Regions from separate parts of the Homo sapiens genome. Here region 2 is linked to region 1. A link is a contact called in ENCODE Hi-C or POLR2A ChIA-PET data. All regions are on one chromosome and are shown on one strand. Each heading gives the region's core, a stretch centred on a gene start or an enhancer-like site at or near the end of the contact. The rest is flanking DNA. Distances are from core to core; before and after follow the strand shown.

Evidence for each region. A loop is a pair of places that touch in the nucleus more often than their neighbours do. ChIA-PET counts read pairs that join two places held with the same protein, here RNA polymerase II (POLR2A). Pooled maps may share reads with other maps.
Region 2: a loop to region 1 is called in a map of A673, with 1.9 times the contacts of the local background. The contact joins two enhancer-like sites. A Hi-C loop is called at or near these places in 1 of 168 maps with a recorded cell type or tissue (A673), 2 of 37 single-sample maps with no recorded cell type and 4 of 50 pooled maps. POLR2A ChIA-PET finds 5 or more read pairs at or near these places in 2 of 52 experiments (A673 and GM12878).

What each region holds. Positions count from the first base shown.
Region 1 is chr3:102,176,960-102,184,473 of GRCh38, forward strand. No RefSeq gene overlaps it. Among named protein-coding and RNA genes, the nearest start is that of RDUR, 240 kb to the left of the region's middle. Within about 2 kb of position 3,377, at least 10 of the 41 ENCODE cell types and tissues checked have a DNase peak (open chromatin) inside an H3K27ac peak, as active enhancers do; they include GM12878, where a contact is called at or near this core.
Region 2 is chr3:102,031,467-102,038,980 of GRCh38, forward strand. No RefSeq gene overlaps it. Among named protein-coding and RNA genes, the nearest start is that of RDUR, 94 kb to the left of the region's middle. Within about 2 kb of position 4,710, at least 2 of the 41 ENCODE cell types and tissues checked have a DNase peak (open chromatin) inside an H3K27ac peak, as active enhancers do; they include GM12878, where a contact is called at or near this core.

The sequences.
Region 1 (7,514 bases), core at 2,127-4,626:
TGAATGTAATAAATAAAGCTCATATTTAGAGTTTAGAGTTTTTCTCTTTGCAAATAGCAAAAAAAAAAAAAAAAAAATTAAAAAAATAAAAATAAAAATATAAATAAAAAAATAAATTAAAAAGAAAAAAAAACACCAAACGAACAACCAAACAACGACCCCCCCCCCTCTTTTTTTTATTCACAGGACGACAAAATCCTCATGTAAGAATCTCAGGAACATAAACATAAAGCTCTGCTCATAGGGGCATAGCCAGTTGTTCCTATTGCCCTTTTACTGAAGTGCTGTCATTGTCTGGGGTAAATACCTGAGGTTTATTGCCTCACGCCAAGGAAATCAAAGACGCAGGCACACGAAGTGAGGTTAAGAGTGGAAGATTAACAGGCGAAAGAAAGAATAGCTCTCTCTGCTGCAGAGAGAGGGGTCCCAGAGAAATGGGTTGCCAGTTCTGTGGTGGAATGCAATGGGTTTTATAGATGAGCTTGAGGAGGCGGTGTCTGTTTTACATAGGGCATAAAAAAATTGGCCAGACCAGGTGTGCTATTTGCATAAGGTGCAAAACACTGGTTAGTACAAGGTGTGCCATTTGTAAAGCATGTGATAAAACTGGCCGCCCCACCCTAACCTTTTATCATGCTGATGGGTTCTTTACCTGGCGGGTGCCATGTTGCCTGGTTCTTTACTGTACATGTGGTGACAGAGAAAATGGAAGATGGCACCTCCATGTTGAACATACGTGGCTTCCAGTTAGCCCTTTTCTATTGGCATGGCTGCCAGCATTTACCCATGCCAGCTTTCAGCTTGCTTATCTATGTCTGCAGCTCAATTTTTCAGGCTGCTCTTTGTTAGAAAAGAAATGATTTTGGGGCTGCTTTTTGTTAAAAGGGAAGCCTTGCCCAGGACTCCTTTACCCTCACTATCTGCCTAAATAATTTCTTTCTATCGGCCGGGTGTGGTGGCTCACGCCTGTAATCCCAGCACTTTGGGAGGCCAAGGCTGGCAGATCACGAGGTCAAGAGATCGAGACAATCCCGGCCAACATGGTAAAACCCCATCTCTACTAAAAATACAAAAATTAGCTGGATGTGGTGGCATGCAACTGTAGTCCCAGCTACTCGGGAGGCTGAGGCAGGAGAATCGCTTGAACCTGGGAGGCAGAGGTTGCAGTGAGCCAAGATCGTGCCACTGCACTCCAGCTTGGCGACAGAGAGAGACTCTGTCTCAAAAAAATAAAAATAAAAAAAATTCTATCTTCTGTGTCAGTTCCTTGTGTTGAATACCTAGCATACTGTATCCCTTTATCCAGTTCTAATTTATATATAACCATATACACTTAAAATTATAAAAAATAAATGTTCCAGCTTCTTTTGAGGAGTCCTCTGGATTTCCTTTTTGTCACACCTCTTAGTTACTAATCACCCTTTTCTCTGCTTTCTTCTCCTTTATCTCCAATCTAGAACCACAGCTGAGAAAAGTTGAGTTGCTTCTCCCCATAGAACCTAGCACTGACTGCTCTAGTATTCTGCATGGTGGAACCTTTGAGAATATCTGGAGACAGGATGCTTGGCATGAAGGGTTGGGATCACCAAAATAGTGGGGTCACTCCAATGGAGTTAATGTCTTATTTCCTTTTCCTGAAAGAAAATAAAAATGTATTTACTTAAAATATTAAAAAGATCATTTATGAGCATTTTTCTTATATGGAATCAGTGGATACAATCAAAATAAAATACAATCAAATCAAGAGGTAATGGTAGGCATGTATTATTCTACGAGTGTGCATATTTAATAAAAATATAAAAAGCAAGCAAACAAAACCCACTCCAAAACTTTAACGTATTTATAGATATTTAATTATTCTTCTCTGTATCATGCTCCTTCTTGTTCCTATTATAAATTACAACAAGGCAAATTGTTGGCTTATGTGTCAGGGTATTTTTACTCTTTGTACTGACAATTTGCATTTCTTTTTCAATACTATGGAGAGGAAATGAGCTCTTGGTATAGTGTCCCAAGGATATGAACAATTCAGGCTAACATGCAGTAATTTTCCTTTCTGACAAATAATAAATGGAAAAGGAAACTGGAGTTGTGACTAAATGTAATGCTTGAATAAACATGTCACTCAGTTCAGGGGTCAGCTCTAGTCATAGTCTTAATTATTATTATCAAAATTGAGTTGTGATTATTGGAGTGGAATTGTTTTAATTTTTATGTCAAGACAGCTAAAACATCACAATCATAGCATCAAATGTCCGTTTGGCAGTTTATGATTATTGTCATTTACCGTATAAATGTACTAAATTATTTTTGAATACATAGCCATGGCTTTTGAGATGGCTAAAGGATACTCACTTTATTCTAATGAGAAAAGGAAAGAATGAAAGTAATTTATCTACTGATTTCTTTCAAGGTTTACAGAAAGTCAGGGCCAGGTCTTAGTAAGTTCGCTGGAGCTTATGAGGAGCCTGCTTCTTTGCCACAGTAATAAATGTTCATTACCTAAAAGCAGAAAGGAAGGCATCTCCTTCTTTATCAGCTTCTTGGTTCCTGGATTTGCTAGCATTAGAGCAGGAAGGAAGCAGCTGCCCAGATTCTAGTCTGAAGGCGTGCTGGAAAAATAGGTCTTTCTTATTTCTTTAAATGAAAGAGAAAGATTCCCTGGTCAGTAGGCAAAAAATTGTAGCTGCCTTTAGACTTATTCACACCAGTAAAGAAAATGGTCCACAAATATCTTCCAGTTTGTTCATGTTTACTCTGTGCGTGTGTGTGTGTGTGTGTGTGTGTGCATGTATGTGTATCTGAGTTTATTTTCATATCATAGTCATCAATATATTTTTGGAAAACTAGTCTTGCAAGATGATTTCTGAAAACTCCTCTGGTCTTACAGCATTTCTCTTCTTGAAGAGTCATAATACCTACTAACATAATAAAGGTACTGGAGAGTCTCAAAGTAAAGAAACACTTGAACTTGATTTGACCCAGAATTTCCCTAGCTTCATTTGACCATGAAGCACTTTTTCTCATAATGATTAATAATATTTCAGTTCTGTAAACATATTTAAGAAATGCTGAATTAGATGATTTTTCCGAAGAAATTCGAATGAACATAATACTCTAATGACAGAGGAATGTAAAAATATAGGCACCTGCCAGTTTCAATGTCTCTGCCGGCTTCTTTAAGCTTAGCTTAGTCAATTCCACTTCCCAAAGCCTAGATCTGCTAAAGTATTATTAGGCCCACAAACCCCGTAAAATTCTTTCTATGCAAGTAGCAGCTGATAAAGGGGCTCGCTAAGGTTTTTTATTTTTATTTTTTAATCTTAACTAGAGTGTTCCTTTTCCTGTAATACGCTGCCAAGCCAGTTCTGTTAGGCGAGTCAATTAAATTACTTCCTGTCTCTTCTATCGTCTTCTACCATCTGATACTCAGTGACGTTGGGACCAAAAAATGTAGTTTTTTCTAAAAACATACGCTCATCCCAGGGAAAAAAATAGCAATGAAGAAAAAATGTTCCTCAGCTATCTGAGGATTCCAGTCCTTGGTGGTACTTGCAAACAGCAACAAGCTACATTTAACAGCACAGATCCGTTTGGTGTCTTACATTACTCTGTGAATAGAAATTTGGGCTATTTTCCTCTAAGACAACAGGAAAAGGTCTGAATTTCTTTGACCTTTGCTTGACGGTGAAAAAAAAAAAAGTAAAGAAAAGCACACAGTTATTAATTAACTTCTGTGAAAGATACTTTATTTGATTAATGGTTCACAGCTAAATTTAAATTAGGGGAGATATGCTGAATGACTACATGTTTACCCAGATTATTACCAGGTATGCTGCCAGGAATTTTATTAACCTGTAGGCTACTTATGATCTCTCTTCCCTCTACCCACTCCACAAACAAACACCAAAGAACTGGTCTACCAGAGTCAGACTGAAATCTTGACTGAGGACACAATGTAAATAACTATTAGTGTGTTTGAAATTAAGACAATGGATATCTTTTCCAGGTCATGGTGCACACATGGATTTTTAACTTTCTTAACAGAGCACATAACACAACAATGATTTGGAGTTGTCTGGATTAAATCAGATGGCAAAACCTGGTGATCAACATAATAAAAATTCCCTTTCCCCCTTCTTTGTCATTTCAGACAAAACTCTTGTGTGGATATCAGCTAGAAGAGGGTAACTACTGTCTTAAAAGAGTATTTCTTTTAAATCTTTTTAGCGTAGAAATGTCATAATACACAGAAGTAGAGAGACTAGTATGATGAGCTTTCATACACTAATCAATCTGTTAAAGAGCTAACAACATTTTGCGGATCTTGCTCTCTCTCTTCATTCCTCCTTTTTTTTCTCTTGAGTATTTCAAGCAAATCCCAGAAATCATGTCATTTTGCAGCATGCATCTCTAACTGGTGAGCCTTTTCTATTTCATAACAAGCATGCCATTGCTCAATCTGACCATTGAAAATAATTCCTGAATTTTGAGTCTATATAAATCTCCTCTATTTTCCCCCAACTTTTACCCTGACCCATCTCTTGATCACTTCTAGCCCCTCAAAGACTCTCGTTTCTAGGAATAAGTAGATCCACGAAGTGGAGGGCATTTTTGCCTTCAATCCAAAGCATCAACTTAAAGTCATCACATCACTTCCAAATTTCCCTAACTCTGAACTCTGCTGCTACTACTTTAGGGCATAGTTTCAATATCCATGGATTGAAAGCAAGGCCAAGTTATTTTGGTGACAAGCCAGAGATGAAATTCTAGAATGCATTCCACCTAGAGTCTGCTTCCCAAGCCCTTCAGGAGGCACACAGCAGGAAGTGGACTTAGCTATTGGTTACAAAGCAGGATTTCCTCATAGGGAGTAAAGTGTTTTCTTTTCATAAATATAACCTATTTATTTATATTTTCAAGTAATCTATTGCAGCCTTAGTTGTAGTAGGTCACTAGTTCATGCCTTCAATAAACTGTCATTTAGTGCTTACTGTGTGTGAGGCATTGCACTAGTAAAGAAAGAGGATATAAAACAAAAATCACTGCATAGAAAATAAAGTGCAGTGGGAATTTGGAAACAAGCTGTTTTTTACTTGAGTTCATGATGGTCAAAAGGCGCATTTGACTTGGGCCTTAAAAGACTTGTAGAATTTGAACAATTAGAGAGGAAGAAAAGCCATTGTGGGGGGAGGAAAGAGAGAGCAAGGCACAAAGGTGGCAAAAGTGAAGCGAGCTGAGCAAATAATAAGGAGATCAGTCTGGTGAAAATGACACTATCTTCAGGACAAACATCGTGGCTTATCGTGACCAGCTGTGCAGTTAGGTGTAGATATTATGTAATCACCCAGTAAGGAGAGATTCCAGTAACTGCTATCAGCCACTGCTGCCAGGAACTACTAATCAGGCAGCATGTCTAGAATGTTAAGACGATGATTATTAATCAGTGGCCAACCAAGAAAACTGATGCATGGCAGAGGCATCCAGTCCAATGTGATATAATAATTAATCCAACTGGATAATATTTTACCTCCGAATCCAATCTAGTGGTTGGGTCAACAGGCAAATACTCTGTTACTATGCATGTGAGAAGAAAAAGAACTTTTTAGCATTCTCAGGAGGCTTGCGAAGCTCAGGCCCCACTAAGTGAAGCCTCTTTTGTTGTGGGGCTGGATCCTCCTTAGATCTTCATAGAACAACCTCACATGCTTTTTTAATTTTCTTTCTAAGGGTCAAGACACTAAAACTATGTTGTTAATACAGATATAGCAAAATCTTCCTGACCCCAACCCCAAGCTTGTTATTGCTGTCATCCTTCAGCTAAAGAATGGACTCAAATTGGTGGTGACATTACTGATTTAGGTTTGCTCTGCTGTGCTCAACACTGAGATTAAATGTTCTGGATCAGAGTATAACTTTATATCAGACTAGTCCATACCTTAGTCCAGGCCATGTGCCTTATGAAGCCTGAGAAAAAGTGTGTTCTCACATGGACACAGGGAGGGGAACATCACACATGGAGGCCTCTCAGGGGGTTGGGGGCAAGGGGAGCGGGGGTATTATGTAACAAACCTGCATGTTCTGCACATGTATCCCAGAACTTAAAGAAAAATAAAAAACAAAACAATAAAAAAGTGTGCTCTCTTATTCTTCAACATGAACTAGAAATGCATTTTTTTTTTTTTTTGCTAATATCTTATCCTGTGTTTATTATGTGCTAGGCTCTGTGTCTGGTGCAACATAAGCATTAGCTAATTTAATCTTTATAACAACTCTATGATGGAAGTTAATATAATTATATCTTCATTTGAAAGTGGAGGAAACTGGGGTTGAGAGAGGATTAGTAATTTATGCCAGGCTACATAGCTAAGTGGCAGGGCTGGTTTTTGAGCCCTGCTGATTTTTCTGACAGAGCACAAAGCAGGGACGGAGGCCTGCATGTTGGGATGGGAAAGCAGGTGGGGAGAGTCCATTGATTCCCTCTGCCTCTGTACCTCTTCCTGTCTTCCTCATTTCTATTTCATTTCCCAACTCCTCCATCTCCCAGGTCCTTTTGTGTAATTGTTTAGTTCATTTATATAATTAACTGGTTTCCTCTTTCCTCAGGCCTTGCCTACTAGGAAATTGCAAGGAGAGCTAGCAAGTGAATGAATGAATACATACAGCACAATATAATGAATGCCAGATTAGGGTTGTTTTAGGGGCACAAAGAAATAAACAATGGAAATGTGAGGCCTGGGAAATGATACTTGAGCTCTGTCTTTGAGGAAGAGGTGCAGGCCAGTTGAAGTAGTAGGAAGGGCTCTCTAGGCAGACCTACTAGTTTTTGTATAGTCCCAAAGTTGGGACAATAGCCTGACACAGCTGGAGGCCTGCTCCTTGTTGGAGATAGCCATAGTGAATGCAGAGTGCTTTCTGGCAGTATTGGGAGATGAAGCCAGAGAGTATGGAATGTGCTACATTATGAAGCATTTGCGTGCTCAGTTAAGGAGTTTGACTGTCAGCCTGAAAGTTATAGGAAATTGCTAAAAGGCTTTAAGTTAGGGAAATGTCTAATTGTGTATTTTAGAAGTAGCATTCTGGCTGTAATCGCCACTTGCATAGCCAATTTCTATGCCTGGAGAAGGAGACCCTGAGTTTGCACCAAAATCATACACTACTTACCTCAAGAGATTTCAAATACCTCCATCACCCTGTGATCGTCCCTGTTGGAAGAGTTAAGTCTTTCACCTACTGTCTGATTTCAGAAGTCCTGCTCGGTTGGGTGCAAGGCAGCCTTTGCAAATTGGCCCTTAAGGAGGGGTTGTTGTGGCAACCACTCTAGCCTGCACACTAGGTGCAGGTTTTACATGGACATTCAGGTCCCTCTTTCTCTCAGCACTCTTCCCACCCACATTATCATGCGTCTCTATATTCTGGGCCCTTGCATTACCATAATCATTTTTTAGGTGGTGTTTTCTCTGCTGTCACTCCTGAGGGCCGGGGGGAGTTCAGGTGAGCAGCTCTGCAGAGGG
Region 2 (7,514 bases), core at 3,460-5,959, 140 kb before region 1:
ACATTGTGCCTACTCTGAAATTTGTCTCTCACATGGCACTAAGTAACTCCATGCTGGTTGCATGATAGGCCATAGAAAGGTTTAACAGCCACACTTGGTTTCTCCTCCACAGCTAGTTTTATCACACAACATTATCACTTTGAGAGCATATTACTTAATCAATAAAATCCCAAAGTATAATTGTTTGTAACTGGTCAAGTTTACCATCTCAGTGAGGGTAGGACTGTAAATCTTTAGTGTTCTTCAGGATTGACTGAAAAACTTGCCCATCACAACATAGATCTTAATCTGTGGTATAGATCTTAATTAAAAAAATGTTTTCTCATTATAAAGGCACTACATGAAGAAGACACTTTTTATATATAATTAACATATGAAAGATGCTCATTCTCCTTAATAATCAAGGGAATGTGGATCAAAATCATAATGAGACATGACGAAGTTGACAAAGATTTTACTCAAGTGTTGGTGAGGATATGGAGTAAAAACAACTTTAATATACTGCAAGTGGGAGTATGAACTGACACAGTCACTTTGAAAACAGTTTGGTATGCCTGGTAAAACTGAACTTGTGTGTGCTCTTTGATATAGCAATTTCACTGGAAACTCTTCTTGCATGTGTGTACTCAGACATAAAAAATTACAAAAACCCATACATGGATAAGTCGATTGAAGTATATTCATATAAGGAAATACTACAGAGCAGCAAAAATACATGAATTACAGCTACATGCATCAACATGAATAAATCTCCAAAATATAAAGTTGAGAGAAAGAAGGAGGACATGGAAGAATACATAAGCAGATGCTAAATTCCATTTCGAACATGTTAAATGTGAAGTGCTTACTGAACATCTTTGTGGAAATATCCAGGTTATGGGTGGAAATGCGGATCTGAAGCTCAAGATTCAGGTAATAGATATGGGCAGTATTTAATGAAGTGAGAACTGAAGCCATGAGTGAGATGGCAAAGGAGATAGAGGTAAGGTGGGTGATGGTAACCACTCTAATGAACTTCTGAGTTTAGTGAGTGGAATGATGAAATAGAAAAGGAGAGGTTAGGTAGGAAAAAGACATTGTGGTGTCAGAGGCTGAGGGCAGAGTTAGGACAAACTATATAATGTGCAGGGCCTCGAGCAAAATAACATTGTGGGGCTTGTTAAAAATTTATTAGGAATTTCAAAATGGAAACAGGAGAGGCTTAAACCAAACACAAAGTTTTTCTAAGCCTGGGGCCCTGGGTTATTGCATAGATTGCACATCTGTGAAGCTGGTCCTGGGAAGAATTTTGGGAAGCAGCAATCAATGGGGTGAAATATGTCAGAGGGATTGAGAAAAAAGAAGAAGGAAAAAAATGTAAACACTTAAATCCTTTTTGCTCCTCTGATTATGGATGTAATATTCATTATAGAAAATGTAGAAAATATAAAAATGTATTAAAATATCTGTAATTTTATACTCTTAATAACCCTTAATCTTTACTGTCTAACCTTTACTGTTTTTGTGATTTTTTCCCCCACTCACTTCCTGAACAGACACACACCGGCATATCAACATTTTAATTGGCACTGTACTCTATACTTTTTGTTACTTTTTAAAATTTAACAGTGCATCATAGGGATTTCCCCATGTCCTTAAATGTTCTTGGTGAAAATGATTGTTAATTAAAAAAGCTAGATGACTAATTGGTCATTGGTGACTTTGGAGAGGCTGACTTTGTTAGTCAAATGCCACATAAGTGAGGAATAAATGAAAGTTGAAGTGGAGGCATCAAGTATAGACACTTTCAAGAAGTTTGATGGTTGCAAAAGATACAGGAAAGGTGGTACCTCATGGAAGTAGAATGGTTAAGGAAACTTGGTATGAGTGTAGGAAATCTGAATGTAATTGCAGGCTGAGAAATAATTCCAGAGAGGAAGAGATGAATGTGATGACTGATGGAACACATTCTTGGAAGAGTTGGGACGACAGTGGACAATGTAGTAGCAGGACAGAAATGCCCTCTTCTGAAAAGTAGTAAAGTAAAGAATGGACTGCATGTGCTAAAAGTACAGAAAAGAAAAGATAATTAAATTTGCATCATGTAGAACATTATTAGGAAACTGGAAGACAACGGAGAGGGTAGACTTTGAGGTTACTGATAACACTTTGCTATGGCAAAAGTGATAGAGGCTCATCCAGAGATAAGTTCTAAAATTGTGAACAGCAGTGAGAGCCCTCCTGAGGCTAGAGAAGGATGATTTTGGAATGAAAATAAGTGACCCAGGTTCAAGATTTTCTTTGGTAATATTCAGCAGCATATTCTGGGTACTAATGGGAATAATCTTCAAGTTGTTCACTGTTAGAACCAAGAGTGGGTAAGGAAGCATGTCAAGGAGGAAGTGAGGTAATTAAGGAAATCGAGGGATGAACAGGTTGAAGGCTATGACTTAGCAGCAATTCCAGTAGATGTGAGAGAAGAAGGATACGTTATGGTCAAAGAAGGAAAATTTAGAGTTAAAAATCTCATAAGGAAGTAATTCTGCAGTGTCAGATGCAAGGGCAAATTTTGGATGGGTACATAAGTGAGGGGTGCAGAGGTGGTGTAAGAAAGTTGAGTTGGAGCATGAAGGGGCCATCTGTATGGATATTGAGATTAACAAGATGTTGCCATGGAATGAGTTGGGAGATTTTAAGCCAAAGGCAAAACTATCAAAGAAGACACTGAAGGGCCCAGACATGGATTGAAAACAGCAACAAGGAGGGAGCAAGGGCCTAGGGAAGTATGTTTCAAAAGGCCAGGCATTGCTGAGAGCTCATGGTAGAATGGTGGTATGGAAGTGGCTGGGAAGAGATAAGAGTATATTGCCTCCTAAGTAATAATAATTCTTAGGAGTGGCAGGAGTAGACAACACTGGGGAGTTTTGACCTACTGTCAAGTCAATGTGAGGGGAAGAATAATCCAAGAGGAGCTTGAGGATGTAGGTAAGCTTGTTCACAGTCAGTTGGATTCTACAGGCCACAATGTTGGGTTTTGGCCTACACATCTGGTGTCTACTGGGAGTCCATGTACTCATATCTATCTCTGACCTCTGGTTTACAGCACCCCTACTATGTCACCATTAAATACCCTCTTCAATTAATATTCCTCAAGTCTTCAAAGTCTCCCATTTTTTACAGCATACCTGTTAGTTTGAGGAGTGACAGGAAAGATTCTACAGAGACTGCCAGACGTGTTAAATGGGTTGGCAAGAATAACAGAGTAAGTCACTGTTGAATCCAGAAGAGGAAAAGATAGTAACAAGCGACAACAGCAATAACAATGAGGAACTCAAAACAAGTGTCTGGTTGGTGAAGAGCATAGATGAGTCCAGCACTCTCATATTTTGTCTTTGCTTCTCCCTTTAAAGTATCTGTGCAGTATAGACAAGAGTCAAACTGAAAACAAGGTTTTCTTAAGCGCTTTGTGGAGTGTGGCTACTGTCTTTGATGTTCATGAGAAATCAGAACTTTTAGTAATAGCAACTGAAACCCAGACATACCAAAGTAAGGAGAATGAAATTTTTGAATAGATATTAATGTTGATGTTGGCTTTACCTTTAAGCACATATGTTACCCATCAATGTTTGAATTGTAGGCTGTCACTCTTTATATATGTATGTCCTTTGTTCTCTTATTCCAGGGTGCTTTGAGCACATTCTATAATTTTTTTTCCAGCAACTCTATGCAGCCTAGGAACAAGGATGGAGAAATTAGATGCAGAAATGTAATAAGTCTTGAGGATTAGTAAAGGCACTACCCCTTTCTATTTAAAAGAGGCTTAGATTTATGGTTTGAGTAATTTTTAAAGTATGACATTTTAAACTCCATACATTTTTATTAGGTTGTAAAGTCTACTTTATGTCACCAGATAACAATGTCTTGAAACATGGAACCATTAAAAGATTATGTGGTGTATGATGCACAAACAAACTGTGGAATTCACAGGTACATGTGATTTGGCATAGGTGCTATAAAAAGATAAAGTTATTTGATAGCTTTTCCAATGAAATAGTAAACAATGAACACTATCCCTCCATATAGCAAATAAAATTCTAACTGATTAATGCATTTCATATATATTTTTTACAGTGCAGACAAATAGGATTTATATAATTTTGTCAATAAAAGATTTAAGCCAGTTATCAGTCTTCAAGTGTTTGTGATGGATTATTATGTGATAGACATTGAGATGGAAAAGAATCTATTCTTGTTTCTAGAGGAACTCTAACTAGAGGGACAGTGCACACAGACACACACACCAATCAAACATTGACTTGAGAGAGGAAAAGTGATTCATTAAAGACCCCCTACAAGATGATCTATTTACTCACTGGGTTCTAAGAAACTGAAGCAATTGAATCTTTCAGGGATTTCTGTTGCATTTTGATTGTCTGTCTAAGAGGCCTAGTTTTACTGAATTTATTTTCTCATACTATTATTATTATTAATTTTAAAGTTGACCATTTTTACCTTCATTTATAAATGATACTTGTTATGGTAAGGAATCATGACGTCAAAGATTCTGAGAGCAAACAGACTCTGGAGGCCACATAGTTCTAGAGATGAGGGCATTGAATCCCAGAGAGGTGATGGGTCTGGGCCAAGGCCTCATAGCTCTGCTAGTTGACAGTAGAGGCAGAACTTCTGTAGGGATCCTTAGCAGTACCGAAGGTGTTGGTCACTAAGCTGTACCTAGTGCACGGATGTGGGGAGTTGTGCTTCTGTGACTGTAGAAGAAAGAGTGGGGGAAAAAGGGAAGTTAAACCCTATCCTTCAGTTAACTAGAGAAGGGAAACTAGAAATTGATGAGAAGAGCAAGTATCAAAAAGATGCTAAGAGAGCCTGAATCTCTAGATCCTTGATTTGGTCATAATTCCAAAGAAAGGACTTAAATGTGTTGAATTTGAGAAGTTATTAAGATTTGGTGTTGACACTATAAGTTAAGTATTAATGAAAAAGTTACCAAGTATTGCATTTTAATATTCTTTTTTTCTTTTAAATTGCTAGCCAGAAATCACCTTTGAAATATGTGTTCTGTATAATAATTAAGCATTTATTTTAAAATAGAGCTCTGTTTTATTGTACCAGATAAGGAAGCACACTTATTTCCATCTCAGTAAACTGTACCTGAAACGTGGTTAGTGAACTGAAAATCAAGACCATTACTTCATCTTGCTGAGATATTTTTGGAGCTAATTATCAACAAGTCTTATAATTTTAGGTTATCACATTTGATATCCATGATATCTAGGTCCCTATGGAAGCTATGGAAGTTCTTGATAAATGGGTTAAGTAGCAAAGAGATAAGAATGAGCCCTGTGTCAAGCCACTGGGCAACTAACTCAGGTGGGCACAGATTCTGAGCCTGGGGAGTTTAGTCATTCAACTCTACGTTAAACCACTGAACGCCACTAGCATTTAGCCTCTACTTCTTCACTGGTATTCATGGAGATTATGAAAGATGAAATGTATTATAAACTCTAAATACACAATAGTTATGGAGTTCTGCTCTTATACTTAGTTGAATTCTCAAAAATGGAAATGAACTCAGCCTCATATAATGTGTTCTTAGTGCATCCACGATGTCTTCTAGTGACCTATCATTTCCCCTTCTTAAGTTCACAAGCTATCTGTTTATTAATGTCGTGGATAATATTTTATTTCTTTTTCTTTTTTTCTAGACACAAGGTCTCACTGTGTTGTTCAGGCTGGTCTTGAACTCCTGGACTCAACTGATCTGCCCACCATGGCCTCTCAAAGTGGTGGGATTACAGGCATGAGACATTGTGCTCAGCCTGCCTTTGATAATATTTTCATTATTTGAGTTTGTGAAATCTAACTTCATTCTTCTTTTGAAAACGGAGACCTTAATTTGCTTTTCGTCAGTTACCTGGCACAGCTAGCCTTCTCTGCATTTCTTTAAAGATTCTTGAGATTCTTTCCTGTCTCACTCTCTCAAAGAAAATAAGTATAAGTGAATTACCACTAAGTACAAAGAACATTAAATTTAAACTTGCATGTTTCTAATGGGAATTACCATTTCCAAAGCAATGAGTGTGTGTGACTGTGTGTTTATGTTCATGTCAACATAAATATGTGTTTATGTTGGAGAAAAGTTTACGGCAGAAGAAGGTACCAGTGGCTTACTTTTATTCTCCCATGGTGTCTGAGGACCAGGAAAGAGTTAGAGAAACAAGCCTCCATAAACGCAACATATGGAGTTAGAACCTCACTATGTTGAGCTTGCTTTTAACTTTATTTTCTACTTCTAGTTCTTATTGGCCAGAGTATAGGCTTTTAATGGGGAAGACTTATAGACCGAAAGAAATCAAGAATCTGCTGCCTTCATAGAACTCATTTCTACATTGCAAATCCTGAGTATGTTGACTTCAAGACCAATTAAAACAAAACCAAATTAAATAAACAAAAACAGCTCCAAACGCCAATGGTTATTTCAGACCACAGAGGGGTAAATAAAAGCTTGAATGCTTAAAACCATTGGTTTTGATAAAAGTTATTAGAATTGATGATGCCTCTGCCAAAAATTCACAGTGCCATTGGCTGATATGGCTTTCCCCCCAATTAAAGCTTTCATCTTTAAATGATCTGTGAATAGACAAGACCACATAGTTTATACTTGTTGAAAATGCTACCACATTCCCTTTTTTTTTGGACAAGGTCCTGCTCTGTGGCCCAGACTGGAGTGCAGTGGTATGACCATAGCTCACTGCAGCCTTGAACTCCTAGGCTCATGAGATTTCTTCATCGGCCTCCAGAGTAGCTAGGACTACAGGCCCAAACTAGCACACTGGGCTAATTTTTAAGTTTTTTTTTTTTCTAGAGAGAGTGTCTCACTATGGTGCCCAGACTGGTCTTAAACTCTTGGCCCCAAGATATCCTCACCTCAGCCCTCAGCCTCCCAAAGTGTTGGGATTACAGGCATGAACCACCATGCTTAGCCCCACATTTCTTTTTTCTTTCTTTGTTTCTTTTTTTTTTTTTTTTTTTAACCTTTGTAAGCTTGACATTGTAAAGATTCTTCTAAATTAAGCTATGAGGTTTGCTATTTTGGGCACCCTTCTCGGCAAGCCCATGCCTTGTGACATTACTTCTGCTTTGTTTACCAATAGTGTGTGTCAGGGCTGCTGGTTGTGGCAAACTCAGCCACAAGAGAAGAAGCTGAGAGAACTTTATCTCTCTCACTTGAAGGCACCAACATACTGGAAGGGGAATCTGGAAGATCCGGTGGTCATAAGACATATCATTTATGCATGGTAACTTCTCTCCTAATGAAGTTTAGCAACTAAGATTGTTTCTGGTTTCAGTCTGAAAGAAGGTTCCTATTCATGAAGTACTTCTTGTGTGAAACGGCACACAGTCATCATTTACTTCACAGCTGAACTTTGGTATGAGCTGCTTAACTGCTTTCTTTGACAATAGTTTTTAACCTATTTGCATATTTCCATCAGATTAATCTTTCCAAATCATGGTTC